2 separate regions of the Homo sapiens genome follow, and region 1 is linked to region 2. A link is a loop called in an ENCODE intact Hi-C map of the cell type or tissue named here. Cell type or tissue: ascending aorta. All regions are shown on one strand. Each heading gives the region's core, and the rest is flanking DNA. Links, peaks and the distances in the headings are about the cores only. Region 1 overlaps GMDS (GDP-mannose 4,6-dehydratase). Region 2 overlaps GMDS (GDP-mannose 4,6-dehydratase).

Region 1 (9,100 bases), core at 689-8,688, 280 kb after region 2:
GCAGACCTGTTGAGGAAATGTGGCATCCAACACCTAGTTTGAACTAAATATTAAAGTTTTCCCAAAGCAAACTCAGTGAAAAGGGGAGAAAATGAAATGAGACTGTGAACCTCAAAAAATCATCCTATGTGATACAGTCTGTTGAATAGCATTCCCCACAATGGTTTTAGAGAAAGTGATATGGAGGTGGGAGGATCCCAGGCAATAAATGTGTTAAAGAAGGATCAAAATAACATCGGGGGAAGGAATGAAAACTAACCAGTGTGATTTTAAAGCTGCGTTGTTATCTAGATGGGAGAGATCTGAGGAAAGGGACCTGTCGTTAGGGTAGAAGATAATGGCACACTATGGTCTCTCCTTTTCTGGAGTTTGCGTTAACTACTGTGGGCTCAGAAACAGGCTTAATGACTTTTCCAGCATTTGGTCTGGCGCTTTATCAGTTCACTTTAACAAGAACGTAAGCCAGGAAAGCCTAAAAAATGGCTGCAGCCAAACATGCCCTCCTCCATGCTGCTGTTTGCAGCTCTGTAAATGTATGCCTGGATGGTACAGCTAAAGGACAACTCCCGAAGGTCAAATGAATACACACAGTCCGTGAGTCAGAAATCTGGAGGGCTGTGTGGACGGAGACATTGCTCCTGCTGTTTTGCTGCTGTGAAATGCTCAGTGAAACCTAATTGAATTTGACAATTATAAATTACATATTGAAACCGTATAGTTCACCTAAGGAATAGCAATGAAAACAGTGAAGACACCAGAAGCCAGAGTTCAGGAAATGTCATATTCACATAGAAATACTTTAAATTTTTCTCAAAGCTTTATTTTCTCTTTTTTCAAGAAAAGCTCCAGACCACCCAGTTGCACTGGTGGAAGTCCTTTTGGGAAGCTGTACATAAAATCATCACTTTAATTCAGCTTTTGCCCCCATTGTCATACTAAGGCTGTAAGCATATGTATAATGAAGGAAACGAACTGTCAAAAAAGAAGAAAAGAGCACAGTAGATAAGCTCATTCTTCTCTCTTGTCCTTAGGAGCTGATTATACCCTATTGGAGGGGATTTGTGGAAGTTCAAAAATCTTTAAGAGGGAGGTAAAGATTAAAGGGACGTGTATCATGGCCCACGCTCCCCTCTCACTCCTCACAGTTCTGTATCTGAGCACAGCAGTTTGGACCCCGTTGTATGAGCATTTGCCACCACCTAATTCCTTCTCAGCCCAGAGGAAGCCTTATTTAAGGAAGGGAATCCACATCCTTGCTCTCCTTCTAGAGCTGTGTGCGCTTTCCCACACAGGCCCTCCCCACGCCACCCTTTAAGTATGTCCTGTGCCTAGAACCTTGCAGGATGAACCATTGACTATATCTTTTCTATAAATGACACAATGGGAAGAAGTAAGAAATTCCTTCAGGAACAGTTAAGTGTAAAACAAGCTGGGATGCTCGTAGTCTTTCCTTAAAAGTTGATTGGAACATAAGCTTACTGCCCAGTCCAGATGTCAGCCTAGGAACAGCTGGCATAGAGAGCCAATGTTTTGTTCTGAGGGGACCTCATCCTTTTTCTTCCCAAGGTCTCTTGGTCTAATTAAATTTCAGGGAGACAGAGCCTTGGCAGAAGGTTAAAGGAAGCAGCTAGACTGCAGTATTGGAGCTAGGCTCAAAACTAAATTGAGAAGTTTAACTGGGTGCGTCTCTGGTTTCAATGAAATACTTTTACAGTGTATGGTAGCAAGGTCTGTTTCTAAGCCTTTGAAAAACATTTTTCTTTTTCCTTAATTGTAGTTCCCTGGTTGTTTTTATATTGTGAGCTACTTGTAGAAAACTACAGGAAACATAATTACAATACAAAGCTCCATTTCCCAAGCCTACCAAGATTATTTGAAGCCAAACTGGGTTTTAGGGTTTTGCTGACTATGAGTTCACAGCCATGAAATGCATCCTATGTCGTGCTGGTTGATTTACAGCCAGTGTGATGTGATTAAACAATAACCATGTTTCTCCACACCGTCTAGCCGCTATAGGATTGAGAGAGGGGAGGGATGGGCTGCATGACTCCACATTGCACAGCTTCCTCTGGGGAAAAAGAATGAGTATCTTTGTGTGACGCTTATAGCAAAATAGAAGCCTGTAGAAATATATACAAGTTTATTTAGGGAGGGGAAAGAAAAATAAATTACTTCGTTTTTCTGCTTATATTGCTATTTCCTTGTAGCGCTATGTTAAATTGCTAATTACTACTTTTTGTATTCTACTTTTCCTGAAGAATCTGTATATGGACTTTTAGGGCCAGCAGAAATAACTTGTTTTAGTACTATTAACACTCTGGGGAGGAAACTGGTACTTCAGTGTATTGCGAAATGCAAAGCGTTTGAAAAAGTAGTGATGGATGATGAGAACGACAGCGAGAGTCGCTGCGTGTACTGCTGCAGCCCCATTGCAAGCCCACGGTGCAGACATTCAGCAGGATCCAGACAGCCTCTGCTCTAGAAGGCTCAGCAGAGAAGGTGAGCTCCAAACCCAGGGCAAAGCAGGTCCCACCCCTGCCCTCTCGACCATCATGAATCTAGAACAAATTCCCCACCTGCCAAGTTTCAGGGAAGTCTGAAGAAAATAAGCAGGAAAGGCTTTCAGTGGCAGCTTGACTGGCTGTTACTTTCACACGATGAAACTCCTTTTAGGCTGTTCTTTAATTTGTATGTAGCTGAAATAGAATGATCGAGTATTTCTCACCTTTAAAGATCGGCTATTTTCGTACGGCCTTTGCGTTCGGTTTATTTCGAGGAATCACATCTGATGTGTTATTTGACGAGTACATTTGTGTATGCAAAAGCTAAATATTTATCTCACTTCTAGCAATTATGTATCTCAAAGTCTTTTTTCTTTCTTCCCTCCTTTCTTTCCTCCCTTTCTCCTTTCCTCCTTTCTTCCTTCTTTCCTATTTTGTAATTCATCTTGAAATTCTCATCTCAACCTTCATGTCAGTCAGTCTTCACAGAGCTGTAAGAAAGACATTGGTGAGTAGGGGCTGAGAGCAGGATTAAGTTCTTCTCCGCTGGTTTTCTTTTAGCCAGCCTTCCTTCCAGGGAAGCCTCTTAAGTCGATGGAGATGAAATGCCCTTGTTTCCTCGAGTGGAGCAGTTGGGGAAAGCGGGAGGAGGAAGGCACTGCCAGAGGGGACGGTGGCGGGCAGTGCGGGGTCCTGCAGAGCTGCTGGCTGCAGCTCCGCTCGTGGAAGTACAAGTGGGTCGAGATCGGCATTTTCTTAGGAACAGAATCGAACCGAGTAGAATAGGGGTAGAATAGAATAGACCGTCTACAGCGTTCCTGGACGCTAAGCCTAAGAATTGCTTCGTGAAACTCCAGTTTCGTTTTATGAACGCGTGTGTGCGGGAGGCGACGTGAACTGACTTGACTGTGGGTACGAAAAGCCCAAAGCCACCGCCCAGGAAGAACCGCGCTTGGCTGCGGCCCGGGAAGAAACATCCACGGCCGCGTTAGAAAGAGGGTCGCACGCTGCCGCCGAGGTAGAGGGGTCCCCGAGTCCTGGGGCCTCGCGCCCCACAGCCCGAGTCCCTTCCCCGCGGGGCTGGTGGCTTTGGGTAGGACGCGCGCTTGGCGCGGCCAGCCCTGCGGCAGGAGCTGAGCGGCGCAGGGACACGGGCAGCTGGGAGGGGCGCCTGGTGATTTACTCACTTCCCTCCTAGCCAGAGAAGTGCAGCAATTCCAAACAGTTCTCATAGGAGCGTCCCTGACAACTTCATGTTATAAAAAAAAAAAAAAAAAAAAAAAAAAAGCATTAAGAGCCCAAGGGACGCCTTGGGGAGAAGAGGTGTGGAGGTAGCTGGGGGTGGATCGCGGTCACGGTCCTCACGGGTCCGCACAGCACATTCTTAACCGCGACCTAGTGATTTACGGCGCCGAGAGCCGCAACTGAACGCGCACAGCAGGGACCGAAAGCAGGGAAACCCGGAGCCTTGTGCGCCCAGAGGGAGCGGAACGGTGGGAGTTCCCGGGGCTCGGGACCTGCTGCCCCCACCCCCACGACCCACGCCTGCTTCGTCTCCCCCTCTTCTTCCCTAGGACTTTCTGCAGGGCGACTGCACCAAAGCGAAACAGAAGCTGAACTGGAAGCCCCGGGTCGCTTTCGATGTGAGTATCTCTTAGGGCGCACGCCGCCCGCTGCGGGGCCCCGGGCTGCAGGGCGGCAGCTCTCAGGGTCGGGCGCCTGAGGCGCCTGCGATGCCCAAAGCCCGGAAGGCGGGGTGCGGGAGAAGTGAGGGGAGCTGGAACGAGGGACGCGGAGGCCTCTCTGGGGCCGACACCCGGGGTGGGGTGTCACCAGGAGAGAGTGGCAGAAGCTCCTCCCTCACGCCCACCCCTGTGTTGCAGGAGCTGGTGAGGGAGATGGTGCACGCCGACGTGGAGCTCATGAGGACAAACCCCAATGCCTGAGCAGCGCCTCGGAGCCCGGCCCGCCCTCCGGCTACAATCCCCGCAGAGTCTCCGGTGCAGACGCGCTGCGGGGATGGGGAGCGGCGTGCCAATCTGCGGGTCCCCTGCGGCCCCTGCTGCCGCTGCGCTGTCCCGGCCGCAAGAGCGGGGCCGCCCCGCCGAGGTTTGTAGCAGCCGGGATGTGACCCTCCAGGGTTTGGGTCGCTTTGCGTTTGTCGAAGCCTCCTCTGAATGGCTTTGTGAAATCAAGATGTTTTAATCACATTCACTTTACTTGAAATTATGTTGTTACACAACAAATTGTGGGGCCTTCAAATTGTTTTTCTCTTTTCATATTAAAAATGGTCTTTCTGTGAACTAGCATTCACAGGGTCAGTGTGGATGTTTTCTCCCAAGTTATGAACACGGCTATAGGGGTCCCCAAACAACCCCACAATCCAGGCCTTGGAATGAGATCGCTGTGGTCAGGCCTTGCCCTGTTTTGAGAAAGCCCTTGGTGGGAGGACTCCTGCAAGGCTAAGGGGGGCGGGGGTGCTCCGGCGAGCCTCCTCCTTAGTCTTTGCCTGGGACATTTCTTTCCCCCTCCTGGTGACAAGTCACTCTGGAAACCTAGTTCCTGCAGAAGGGAGGAATTCACACCCTGGCTGGTCTCTGCTGACTATAATTAGAACCCAAGGGCTCTCACCCATCTGAAAAAGAAGTCTTGAGAAATAGAGGGGGGTCAGAAGAAGAAACTTGAAGGTAAGCAAATACTGTTGGAACATTCCATGGCAAAGCCACCAAGTTACCTAGAGGTCTCTGAGCCTGTGCCTTTCCTTGTGGTCTAGAATCTTTTACACAGTGCTTATTTGCAGCCTCTTCTTATGACTACTAGGTCACTTTTTAAATCTCAGTTTAATGTATTCATTCAGCCATTTATGTTAAGTGCCTAATACATGCCAGACATTGTGCTATGCACTTGAACGACATCAGCGTTAATTTGAAGCTATAATAAAAAGGTTTAAGGCTCAGCCTCAGATCTCTGGATCTGGTTTGTTTGCATGCATCATTTAGGTGGCCTGGGTAAGACCACAGGTGTGTGCTCCTGAGCTGTGTATGGTGTACAGCTACAGGTAGGCTGACGCACACATGTGCAGGACACCCACAGGCAGCAAGCAAGGATTCATGTACAGGTGTATACCTCCACATGAAATACAGTATTTTGCCCTAGAACAAATTAGGTCAGGACACTTCTCCCCCTCACTCCCCTTCCAAGCAAAATAAAATAAAACTTTATAGCAAATGGAATTCCAGCCTTTGCACATGTGTGTGTGAGTGCGGGTAAACTATTTCTGAACGTCTTCACAGGCAGGTTTATGATCTGGGGGAGGACCGAGTCTCCAACGACTGGCGCAGGAGAGAGGGCTCTTTGTGTGGCTGCCCAGTTGCTGTGAAAGCTTGCTGGCCGGGCGGCCTCGCCCTCGATGGAGCAGAACTGGGGGGCCTGAGCTAGCCCACCCGCTCCTCAGAAGCTGTCCCAGGACTCGCCTTCTCTGCACTCCCAGGCGGGATGCTGCTAATTGGAAACACATGGTTGCTGGGAGGCCGGGCCTCAGCCTGGGCGGGATAGTGGGCACACACACAGATACATACTCACACATTGGCTCGAACACAAACATCCATGCACATCCATTCACAAGTGCACATACACTCCACAAACATGCCATCTCACAGTCACACATTCTCACAAACACTTGCAAACCCAACTCCCAAACCCACTGTCACACACATCCTCCAACAAATCTCACAAAGAGTCACATTCCTCTTAGCCTTGACCCTGATGGGCAGGCACCCCCTCTCCTCTGACCACCGGAACCTCCCTTCCCACACCCAGGAGAGACTATTCCAGGGGCCCTCAGGCTTGCCATGGCCCTGTTTAATTCAGTGTTGCTTGTTTGGACACCTAGAATCAGGAGAGATTCTAGGCAGGGGTTTATGCAGCTCCAGTTGAGCCATGATGTTGAATTCTACTTCTCCAAACGGATGGCAGCATCCATGTTTGAAGGAAACTAAAAAGTATTTTTGGTTGCAACCTTCTCACTGCTCCTGCACCCTGAGTAATGGAAGGAGCGGGAGTTCATTTGGCTTCCTGGTGTATGTGGTTTAAAAGGAGAAAAGGAGAATCGATTTACTTCGGCATTTTTTATCTATTTCTGTGCTATGAGAGAAATTCATTTGGACATCCTTCAAGACAATTCTTATTACAGGGTTTCTTCTATCTTAAATCTCAATTAAATTTCAGTAAACTTATTTTTTCCTGCTCTGCCAGACTTTGGCTGTTGGTTTCAAATGTTACAAAACATCTTCCACCTTGATATTTTTAAGGAAAAACTGAGAAAGTTAAACCTTCAGTTAAACTCACATACCATGGCAAAGCAATCTTGCCCGAGTTTGTGCAGGAGGTGCGTGGAACCCGGGTAGGCCAGGCCCCGTCGCGGGCTCTCTCTGCTGCCCTTTGTCTTTAAGGAATTGCGAGCGAGCTAGGCCCAGCATAATAAACCTGTCACACCTCTGCAGCTGTTTAGGGGCTCAGGCTCAGCCGCTGCTGCTGCTGCGCGCAAGATGGCTCCTTCGGAAGGCCGGGTCCGCTTGGCCGCGGGCGCTGGCGAGGAGCGGGTCGGCGCTGGCAAACCCCACAGGCATGGCTTTGGGTTCTTTTTCGCCCCTTTTAGTAGCCTTCGCCTACACCAACCACCGCGAACCTCGTGGAACCTCTGGCAGCCAGTTGGAGGGCTCCTGGCAGATGCAAGGAGTGTTATTATCGCACTAATGTGTTATTAGAGCTTGGAGCAGGCAGCACTTTAAACATTCACTTGAAAATAACCTTAAATGTATTGTTTACAAGTAACTTTTTAACACCCCTCCCCCCAAGTCTCAAAGCACCCTACGCACTTTATTTGGATTTGGGAGTGCCTACTGGGTGAATTCTGTTTTAAGGTGCAGCCCACACACGTCCAGGTGTTTTCTACAACCTGCATCCTTGATTGGTACGCGGGTGGCATGGAGGGGTGGTGGCAGCGCCCATCTAGGTTTTACAAAATGAGTGTCCCTGTGTGTGCGTGGACGTGCCTCACAAAGAGACCTTCACGTCCGTACATGCCACCCGCACCCTCCAAAAATTGTGGATTGCCATCACGGGGGTCGCTAATACTTTTAACAAGCAGCAGGGGCAATGGGGGACAAAACGGCGCTAGGAACTGGTCCACCGTCCACAGTGTGTCCCCTGAGAACACCCGGGGTCTGGGCCTGATCTCCAGGAGTTGGAGGAGGCGCCCCCGCCCCGTGCCAAGCGGGCCCAAGGCCCGAGGCTCCCCCGCTCACAACCCCGGTGCCCGGAACACGTCTTCGAGGGGCCGTGCTGTCGGGGTTATTACTCGCGACTGGACCTCGCGCCGTGTTGCTCTCCTCGGGCCCCGAGCCCGCCCAGCGGTCTGCACGGCCCAGGCCTGAGCTGCGGGCTTCTCCTGTGGGGCGCGCTGGGAGTGAGCTCTATCCCCAAAGCCCATTTCAACGTCCCAGGTATGACTACGACGGCAGAGGCCGGCCGCCCACCCTCGCCCCCTTCCCCGGCCAGAGCGCCTTTGCCGGGAGCCGACGACCGCGGCCTGACCCCGGGCCCCACCGCCTACTCCCGGCTCCCGCCCTTCCTCCACGGTCAGGGGTCACACACAGCGGACGCCCCGTTCTCAGCCGCCCCTCTGATCTCTGAATTTGGGAGCCAGCGTGTCCGCTGGGGCATGCACTGCCACGGGCACTGGGACCCCTTTGCTGCTGCGGGGAGGAGCCCCGACGGCAGGTGGGAAGACCTAGCCTGCCCGCGTCCCCGCTCCCCAGCTCCTGCGACCCGGGCCGAGGCTCTCAGCCCCTGGGCTTCCCCGCTCCGGGTTTGAGGGAGGGGCCGGGCCTTCGGGCCTGCAGACCCGCCACCGCGCGTGCGCATGCGTCGGCCGCGAGCCCCCGGGTGCAGGCCTGGGCGGCTCCGGCCCGCGCACTTGTCCAGGCGCTGCGGCTCAGCGCGCCCCAACCTCCAGCTCGGGCGGAGAGCGGGGGCGGGACTGAAGCACCGTGTTCCTCAAAGTATCCTCTCGCCGTCGGCAGCCCTGGCCTCGCAAATGCTCCAGCGCGCTCAGGCGCACGCAGAGACTGGCGCGGCAGCCTCCGGGCCAACGGCACGCGAGCAAAGCTGGTTGGCGACCTGGGACACGCAGTAGAAGTTGAGGCTGCACCGACTCCCGCCGCTTCGGGGGAGGCATGGGCCCGGGCAGGCCTAGGAGGAAGCTGCACAGCCCGAGGCCCGGGCGGGAGTGGCGGGCCGCGGGCAAGGGAACGTATATTTGGAAGGGGTCAGGACCTCGGCTGGAGTCTGGCTTTTTATGGCGAGGAAGCCGACTGGGAAGGGCCCTCTGGCGAGGCTTTCCTGTTGTGCCACTTTTCCCCGGCAGCGCCGGGCGCGGGGAACGCGGGGCTGCACCGGGGCGGGGGAGGGGGCTTTACCCGGCGGCTCCGAGGACTCGACTCTGGGGTCGGGCCCGGCGGGTAGGCCTGCCCAGGAGCCAGCTGGCAAATGCAGCGGACTGTCACGTTATTCCACTGTCACCACTTACTGTAAATCAC
Region 2 (9,100 bases), core at 504-8,503:
GAGAGTCCTGATTAACAGTAAGGCCCCCAGGGTTTCCTCCTTTTCCCAGAGATAAGGCTGGGGCTTCCTACCCTGCCACAATCAGCCAACTGTTTCAGGAGCCATTTTCTCTCCTCTGTGATTACATTTATTTTGTCTGGTACAATTTCGTGTTATTTAAATCTTAGGGTTTTAAAATGGCTTTCTCAGAAGCCATTCTCTTCTGAACCGCTTGTCCCGTGCCCCTGGAAGTCTGGAGGGCCTGTCCTGACATCACGTGCTCAACATTCAACAGCGCTTTTCTGTTCCAAGCTTGCCTTCCTCCCCTAAGCTGAAATAAATCAAAGTTGGTTGGGACTCAGTCGCAATAAATCAAGACCTGTCCAGAACTGGAGCCTGCCCAGTCAAAATGTCATAGCTTGGCTTTCACTGAGGATTAATTAAAGGCCTAATATAAAGCCCAGATGTGCTTCAGGAGAGTAGCAAGCTGCCTGGTGGCTGCATCTCCCCAGGTTCCTGCCCACCCAAGAATATGGAGGAGGACAGAAAGGCATCCAGGGTTGGGAGGGCACTGAGGGGAGGGAGGCGCCCGTAAGCACATCTGAGTGAACTTTATCTAGTTTGGAGAAAACAGGACAAGCTTTCCAGCAAGGCAAGAAGAAAAATCTATGTCAGACTGTGTGTGTACAGTATTTAAAGGGAAGGAACATGTAATATATCAGAAGGTGTGCTTTAATTGAGGAGACAAAAGAAAATGAACCAAGTAAAGAGGTTTCATTGTTTTAAAAAAATGCAGTGAGATTTATGCCTGGTTCCTGCTGAACCTGTAAATTGTTTAGAGCAGAGAAGCTGTGTAGATGAAATGCTTTTGAGATATTTTTATTCACAGAAAGTTGAATTAGACGAGAATAGCTTTTGGATTAGGACTTATCCAGGTCTTCCTTTAGTTCCACACAATTCCATGTACTCAACAAAAGGGTGCCTAATTAAATTCCGATTGAAGAAATTCATATGAAAAGCAATGTGCAACATTAATTCTCCGTATGTGCAAAGTACTGCATTTGAAGTAGGAAACAAGAAAGTGTATAATTCAAAACCCTATATCGTGATCATATTATATGACTTTAAAGTTAAATTTTACCACTATTTGTAGAAATTTGATTCTGAAGTTGGGAAAAGAAGACATCATCAAAGACTAATAAATCCACAATCTTTTTTTGTGGTAATGTGTATACTTTCCTTCCCTGAATATCTGTAAATCAGCTATGTAGAAACTTTGTAAATAAAACAAAGTGAATCTCCTGATTGCTGTGCAATTTATAATAGACACATTTGATGCAAATAATTGGAATCTTTTGATAGATATAAATAGGCTTTTTGTGACTAGGAGGGCTTGCTATTATACAGCCTATCTTTATATTAACATTAAGCTTTTATCCATGGAAAATTCAACTTTCCCCAGAAGATGTTACTTCCTCACAATGTTATATTGATGTTTAAATTCTAGACCTGAAAATTTTGTTAATAAACAATAGTTTATGTGCTGAACAGATTTAAGAAAAATATTATGGTTTAATTTGAGTGATCAGAGTGTTTTTACCTGTTATTTGACCCAGATATTTAAATGTACAATCATATTTACTTGTAAGGAATTTTTAGAAGTCCACTGGCCTTTTAATAGTGACATTGTGAGTCGTCATATATAGCGTCTTACTATTTTTTTATCCTATATTCACCTTATCTTGTGGTTGAAGTATCAATTTAAATGAATTTTAACATAGCTGTGCGATATCCCAGAAACAGGAATTTCACCTATTTTCCAGATGTGCTACACATTTCTATTGAGATTACTGAGGACTGGTAGATCATTTTGGGTTATTAAGGATCTAGCAGCATGATACTTTGTTTTTTAAGGCCTTTCCTCTAGGACCCTTTACTTATTTTAGTCAGTAATCTAGAAAAAATAATTTACTACAAATTTACATTTCCATTAGTTCAGATAATTTATGTTTTTAGAAGGGTTTCTGTGTCATGCTTTATTACTTAGTCCATAAATAACTTTTGTATTTACCATTGCCTTTTATTCTATATTTTAGTTTTAATAACATCAAGTGAGAATGAATGGCCTAGGACAATGTGTCTCCAGAATGAGGACTAGATTTTAAGAGCAAGGAAATTTAGATAAATAAGCTTGCCCCATTGCCGATTTTAAATACTCTTGCATACTTAATTCTCAATGTGCAGAATTAATTACACACTTCTAGAACTTTGAGCCAGTTGGCATTTGGTAAATGGCACAGCGTATGTGATATTTCACCCCAGATTTTCGCATCCATTAGGTTGTTCTTTTGTATTTTAATTTTGAAGTATTTTCGTGTTTAAATAAAGCTGTATCCTTTACCATTGCGCAGAAGTCATCTGAGCACCCACAGTAGCCCTTTTCCCTGTCTCCCCTCTGTGTGTGTGGTCTCCATAGCAGTAACTGATTACTTATTGTTTATGTGTTTCCCTATTCAGATGGATGACTGGTTTGTTAAGGGCAAGAATGCATGTTTCATTTTGTTTCTTCAGCGTCTAACTTAGTAACAAGCACATAGGATGAGCTCAGTATACACTGAATGAGCAAAGGCTGGCCTGTGTCTTTTCAGACTAGTTAGGGACAGTTTGGTGAGTCATTGCCATGACATATCAAAGGCCACAGTAGAGTTCTCTGAGCTTCAAAAAAAAAGCCTTGTGGGAAAGAGCAACAAAATTCTCCTAGCATATAAGAATTTTTGGAAAATGTGTTAACTCTTTGTATTTGGATCCCTTTTATTTTGTGGAAACCATAATATGGGGTCTTCAACTGATCTGAAGGAGTTACTGCAATTCCTTAAAATAGGTGGCCTGACCTCCTAATAGAATCTTTTTCATTATATATTTTTTCTTTTCTATGTTTTTTTTGTTACAATGGGATGAAAAGCTGACTTAACAGACCTAATGTAGTTTTGATCAATGTGAGCAAGAACATCTCGTTACCAAGCCCAAGTAGTAACACGTTGTTAAAATTCAGAAAAGGCTGACTTTAAGAGCTTGCCATAGTCAACATCAGAATTATGTTCCACGGTCGTGGAGAGAAACGTATCGTAATTAGCACAGGCCATCTCTGTAGCCCGGAATATTGGGCACCATGTGGCGACTCCAGGCATGCTTGCCCCCAGGAGCTGAGAGCCGGGAGCCACGGAACCAGGGAGCCACATCTAAAAGGCTCACTGGAAAGCAGGTGCAGGCACCCAAGGGCTGCTTACGCTCTGCTACCAGCGCTTCGCCGTTCTCTGACGTGGATGGTTGCTGAAGACATGCCTTTCTTGCTAGTAAATGTATTAGGAAGTGGCCTGGGAAGGAAAAAGTTGCAGCATAACTACTTTCTCCCTTGCGTGGTAGTGAGTTAGCGCGACATGTTGGCATAACTGAGTCGTCTGAAACACTGTGAGTGATATCATCGAGAGTGCTTTTTTGCAGTTAAGGGAACATACATTTTCAAAGTATAACATTTTAGACTAGAAGGTACACTTAGAAATTGTCTACTCTGATTAGATGTGGAAATGAAGACTGAAATAAGTCACTGATTTATCCAGTGTCGGAGAGCCAGAATGAAGTAAAATGACCCAGCAGCTTCTCTGGCTACTGGTTTTTCCTTTTCACTATGCCAAACTGTCTCTTCTTGTCACATTATTTGAAAGATTAGTAGAAGTTGGCCATAAAACTTCATGACTAGTTTCTGAAAATACATCAAGCCATGTGCTTGTGATATGTGTACTTTTTAATTTGTATATTATACTTCAGTAGAAGTTATCTTAAAAACTTCATGATTTATGAAATTTGACATCAGACTTAACAGCAGGGGCTCTTTATCAACACATTTTTAATCGTAATAAAGGCTTAGGTCTTAAAGTTGAAGTGGTTATAAAAAGATGGATTTCATTGGTGCTTGTGTGTTATGTGCTAGCATATCAGACATTTTAAAATTTTTTCCTGCACGCATTGTTGACGGTGTTCACTGTAGACTCTGCATGATAACGCCTCAGATTGTGAAATTTTAGCAGCATCTGCTCAGGAGCTGCCTCTACCTGCGTGGCCATCCACACCTACCTCTATGTTGGAACTCCATGGAGGTCACCCCACAACCCTAGTTTCTCCCCGTCCAATGAAGAAGGCTCCAGAGCGATGCCTCTGACCCAGATAAGGCTCCCTGCTCCTCCAAGCTTGACTTTCTAGGGAAGGGACAGTTCATGTAGAAAATAGAGTGACTTAAGCCTTGAACGTTGACTCAGAGTGTGTAGGCAGATGTGTGGACTTTTCAGCAGCTAACAACACGGTGCCCTGTGGAAGGTCTCCACGTGGCCTTAGAGTGGCGACTGTGTTCTCTTTAGTGTGTAGGCAGATGTGTGGACTTTCTTCAGCAGCTAACGACAGGGTGCCCTGTCGCAGGTCTCCACGTGGCCTTAGAGTGGCGACTGTGTTCTCTTTAGTGTGTAGGCAGATGTGTGGACTTTCTTCAGCAGCTAACGACAGGGTGCCCTGTTGCAGGTCTCCACGGGGCCTTAGAGTGGCGACTGTGTTCTCTTTGCTCTACTCCTTCACTGCCAAATTCCAAATGATGCAGCGTTTCATAAAGATTAGGTCATGTTTACAAAACAGTGTGAGCTAAGTTTCCACTGAAGCCTTAGGAGATTGTTTTTTGGCTTTGAAATGTAATATTTTTTATAGTGAACTTATTAAAACTACTACTTTCTTCCATAATCTCCTGGAATGGCCCACCGGCTTTCTCTCTTGGTTCATTGCAGCTATAGCACCAGGCTTTCTTGACGAAGGTCTTCTCTCTTGAACGGAGTCTACTCCTTAAAAAGTTCCATGGGTCACCTTTATTCCACTTTGCCATATCAAGCATTGTAACTGCTACTCACTTTAGTCCCCTTAGCCAGGACGCGTGGGGACCACGGTCTTACATTTTCTCCTAGTAATAAAGTTAGATATTACTAATTATGCCAGTGCATTCTGATGGATCAAAGCATGCAGGAAAAAAAAAAAACACAAATCAAAACAAACACTGATAACATTTAAATCTGACATTCTAAGTAAGATTGGAGAAGAAAAATAACACCATAAATGACTATCTAATTATTTACCATGTGCCTGGTGTGTTCACAAGAGATATCTTACCAGCTCCCCAGACAGACGGGCAGGATGGATGGAGAAAAGGAGGAAGAGGGAGAGAGGAAAGCAGGAAGAAAGGAAGCTTTCTTTCTAACTTTATTCTCCCATTGCCACTTCTATTATTCTTAGCACAGAGGAGCATTTATAAGGCAGGCGAAAGCTCATGAAGCACTGTTATGTACATTATTTCATTTCCTTTTATGACATTTATCGCCGTTGTAATTAATTCATTATTTGTGTAATCCATGATGTTCTTTATTGTTGGCTGTAAGTTCCGTTAGGGCAGGAGCCCCGTCAGTCCTGTTCATTGGAAATCCCCAGCCACTGGCACACTTTCTGGCCCAGCATAGGTGGGAAGGAATATCTCTTAGATCAATACACGCTGGGATTTGATTCTCACAGCACCTTCCTTTAGAGTGTCATCTCCCCGCAGGAAGTTGTTCTGATCCCCCATATTACATTGGCATCTCATTCCCAAGCTTGCATTGGATCCTGTTTTTTATTTTGTAACTGACAGGACACTTGTGGTTAGTTGTTCAAAGTCTTTCTTCCATGCTAGACTGTGAGGTCAGGAGGGCTTGACTGGTGTGCAATTTTTCACTGCTGCGCCCCTACAGACTTAGGAACTGGTAAATGCCCTCCAAACAAGGAGGGTGGAAACTATTATTTTGCCCATATTATAGAAAAGGAGGTTGGACCCTAGGAAGCGAATGGGCTGACTGTAATCACATCACTTGTATGAAACATACTGGCACCAGAGCTGTCTATACCTGCAAGCATGAGTTTCCTCATCTTAAAGAGACTCAACTAGGCAGTTTCTAAGGTATCTTGCAATTCTGATTTTTAAATTGCCAAATAATTTTATTTAGAAGGTGATTTTCTTTAGCAAAATTTAGTAAGTTTTATGATGGCCTGAAGCCAGGGGAAAGGCCTCCAGGGTCTCTTCCGGGGTGGGATTTGCCACCCAGTGGAGAACCCTGAGCAGAAGAGGGTAAGGGAGGCCAGGGTAGGTGTCCAGGATGGCAAGGGAGGCCAGGGTAGGTGTCCAGGATGGCAAGGGAGGCCAGGATAGGTGTCCAGGATGGCAAGGGAGGCCAGGGTAGGTGTCCAGGATGGCAAGGGAGGCCAGGGTAGGTGTCCAGGATGGCAAGGGAGGCCAGGGTAGGTGTCCAGGATGGCAAGGGAGGCCAGGGTAGGTGTCCAGGATGGCAAGGGTGGCCAGGATAGGTGTCCAGGATGGCAAGGGTGGCCGTGGAGTAGATCCAGCCTGTGGGACTCATTAGATAACCTCAGTTATCAGGAGCTTCTTTTGCATGAAAGGCTGTCTAGGGATCATTCAGCATTGGACAGGTCATGTCGAGGGATGAAAAGAGGTTGGTTAATGAGTACGTACATAGAGGTAGCTAGAAGAAATAAGTTCTAGTGTTTGATTGCACAGTAGAATAACTATTGTTAAGAATAATTTATCGTGTATTTCAAAGTAGCTAAAAGAGAAATGAGATGCTCCCAACTCAGAGAACTGATAAATGTTTGAGGTAAAGAACATTCTTGGCCACTCATTTTCAGTCTTTATTACAAACTTTGTTTCTTCAGATTGTCCCTTAAATATTGGCAAGATATACAATTTGTCCAGGTCCCAAAGCTAGAGGAGACAGAACCTGGACTCCACGCAATTTAACCATGCTCTCAACCCCACATTAAGCTCCCTTTCCAGGATGCCATCCTCAGCCTCTGCTATGGGCTGAATTTTGCCACCTAACCCCAACCAAAATTCAGATGTTGAAATGCTAACCCCCAGTACCTCAGAATGTGACCGTATTTGGAGATAAGTTATTTAAACAGGTGATTAATTTAAAATGACCATTAGGGTAGGGACCTATCCAATAGGACTGGTGTCCTCATGAGAAGAGGAAGAGACCCCAGGAGTACGTGCACACTGAGGAAAGGCCATGTGAGGACACAGGGAAAAGGCAGCCATCAGGCAGCCAAGATGAGGCTTCAGGAGAAACCAAACCTGTGGCGTCTTGATCTTGGATTTCCAGTCTGTGGTGCAGCAGGTACAGCAGCCCTAACCAGCTAAGCAGCCTTCGCCTCCCTTGTCCAGACCTCTTTGTTCACCTGCTGCTCCTCCCGAATCTCCCACCTTTGTTGATATGAGCTCCATGTACATTGTTGTCTTTGCCCCAAAACTGGGAAATCAGCCTAGAGTCCTGCCCTCGTCTTCCCTACAACACCAACAGTGAGCCCTGTCCTTCCCAGAGACATCAGTCAAATCCCTGTCTCCCTGTTCATCCCTATTATATCACCTGTGATTTGTAACCTTGTTATCTTAACCGGAAAAAGACTCCCAGTCAGTCTGTCTGCAGTGTAGACGCTTGATGGCACTTGTGTTTGTCAATCACACTTTGATGGGACAGAGTCTACACCACCATCCAGAAGGTAATCCTGCCCATGTATTCCTTTGTTCAGATTTCTTCACGATGAAATCTAACTTTGATACAACCCCTGCAGCACACCAACACCTTCATGATCTGACTCTGCTCCCGCCTCACATGGGTCCTGCCTCACATGGCCCTCACCTGACACCCCCTCTCCTCCCAGCACCGAGCCCCCTTCCCCGCTGTCAGATTCCCCGGATTTGTCAGTCGTCTATACTTTCTTACATGCTTTCCCCACGTTCTGAAGTCACCTTCTCCTTTGCCCATTTGTCCACTCTAGTTCCCGCCAGACTTTGAGGTCCTTCGTGTGAGGACTTTGTCCTTCCCTCTTGTTATTCTCACCACTTGTTTGCAGTAAGTTCCTCAAGAATGTTATGGAGTAAATAAACAAACATGTCCCAAAGGCCTTAGCTCAGTGCTTCTCTAAAGGCAGCAATCTTGCCCCCAGGGAACGTTTCCAATGTCTGGCGACAGTTTTTAGGGGGAGTGCACATATCTAATGGGTTGAGGCCGAGGATGCTGCTGAACATCCTCCGATACACAGGGCAACAATGAATGGTCCAAGCTAAAAGGCCAGTAGTGCCAAGTTTGAGAAACTCTGCCTTAGCTCCAGCCCTTACATAATCATCCTCAAGCCAAGCTCTCTGCTCCCCCAATCTGCTTGTGCCTTTATTGGAGCCCTTAGGAAATTCCTCTTTTTCCTTTTCCATATTCTTCATTAGATTGTGCTCCTGGAGGTCAGGAACGATGAATCACTCAGCTTTGTAGCTTCAGTGCCTGCACTGTGGCTCGGTAAGTAATAGTTGAGTAGAAGAATGGATAGGGAAAGAAAGGAGTAGGAGAAGAAGCTGATGGCATATTTCACCGCTTTATGTTTTAAACTTAGGTCAGCTCTGGATCTGTCTCTGTATCTGGTGGTTCTGGTTAGAAACAAAGAGAGGGGCCAAGTGGTGAGTAAACTGAGAACTATGTACAAAACCTATTGGGCAGGATACTAGTTTCAAACTGACAGGGCATAACTGGCGTGCATGTTCATTTTGTTACACATTTCTATTTGATAATGACCAGAGTTTACATAGAAGGTGGGAAGAATAATCATGTAAAGCACGTCTGTTCAATAAAAGATTCTTTAGTGATAGAAATGTTCTTTATCAGTGCTGTTCAATACAGTATCCCTGGCCACACATGTGTATTGAGCACTTGAGTGTGGCCTATGCACATGAAGAGCTCAGTTTTTAATTGTATCATTTTAATTGATATTATCTTAAATGGTCATATGTGGTCACTGGTTACCTTAGTGGGCAATGCATAGCTGAAGTCTGTTTTTTGGCTGACCCCACTACACATGATAGCTTGGCAGTGTTTTGTTAAGCTTACTATAGTTCATTTTGACCAGAGGAAGATAACACAAAGGTTTAAAAGAAAATGCAGCGGAGAAACGGTTCATCTTTCCAAGAAACCCTAGTGTTCTGAGTCACATCATGAGT

The links. Peaks named below come from ENCODE experiments on the same cell type or tissue, not always from the same donor. Only the 100,000 strongest peaks of a DNase experiment are listed, where the experiment ranks them.
Region 1: a loop joins it to region 2, with 4 times the contacts of the local background. A loop is called at or near these places in 8 of 110 quality-filtered maps.

What each region holds. Positions count from the first base shown.
Region 1 is chr6:1,619,516-1,628,615 of GRCh38, reverse strand. GMDS (GDP-mannose 4,6-dehydratase) reads left to right here. Exons shown (of 11, transcript NM_001500.4): 10 at 4,076-4,144; 11 at 4,385-4,810. The coding sequence ends at 4,447. Among named protein-coding and RNA genes, the nearest start is that of FOXC1, 14 kb to the right of the region's middle. RefSeq lists an enhancer at 4,019-4,128. In ascending aorta, for the core only: CTCF peaks have their summits at 4,873 and 5,078 (motif pointing left); DNase peaks (open chromatin) are centred at 4,364, 4,981, 6,016 and 8,551; H3K4me3 peaks cover 8,000 bases; H3K27ac peaks cover 8,000 bases.
Region 2 is chr6:1,895,245-1,904,344 of GRCh38, reverse strand. All of the region lies in intron 7 of GMDS (GDP-mannose 4,6-dehydratase), which reads left to right. Among named protein-coding and RNA genes, the nearest start is that of FOXC1, 290 kb to the right of the region's middle. In ascending aorta, for the core only: a CTCF peak has its summit at 4,531; DNase peaks (open chromatin) are centred at 2,619, 3,285 and 4,411; H3K4me3 peaks cover 1,177 bases; H3K27ac peaks cover 7,141 bases.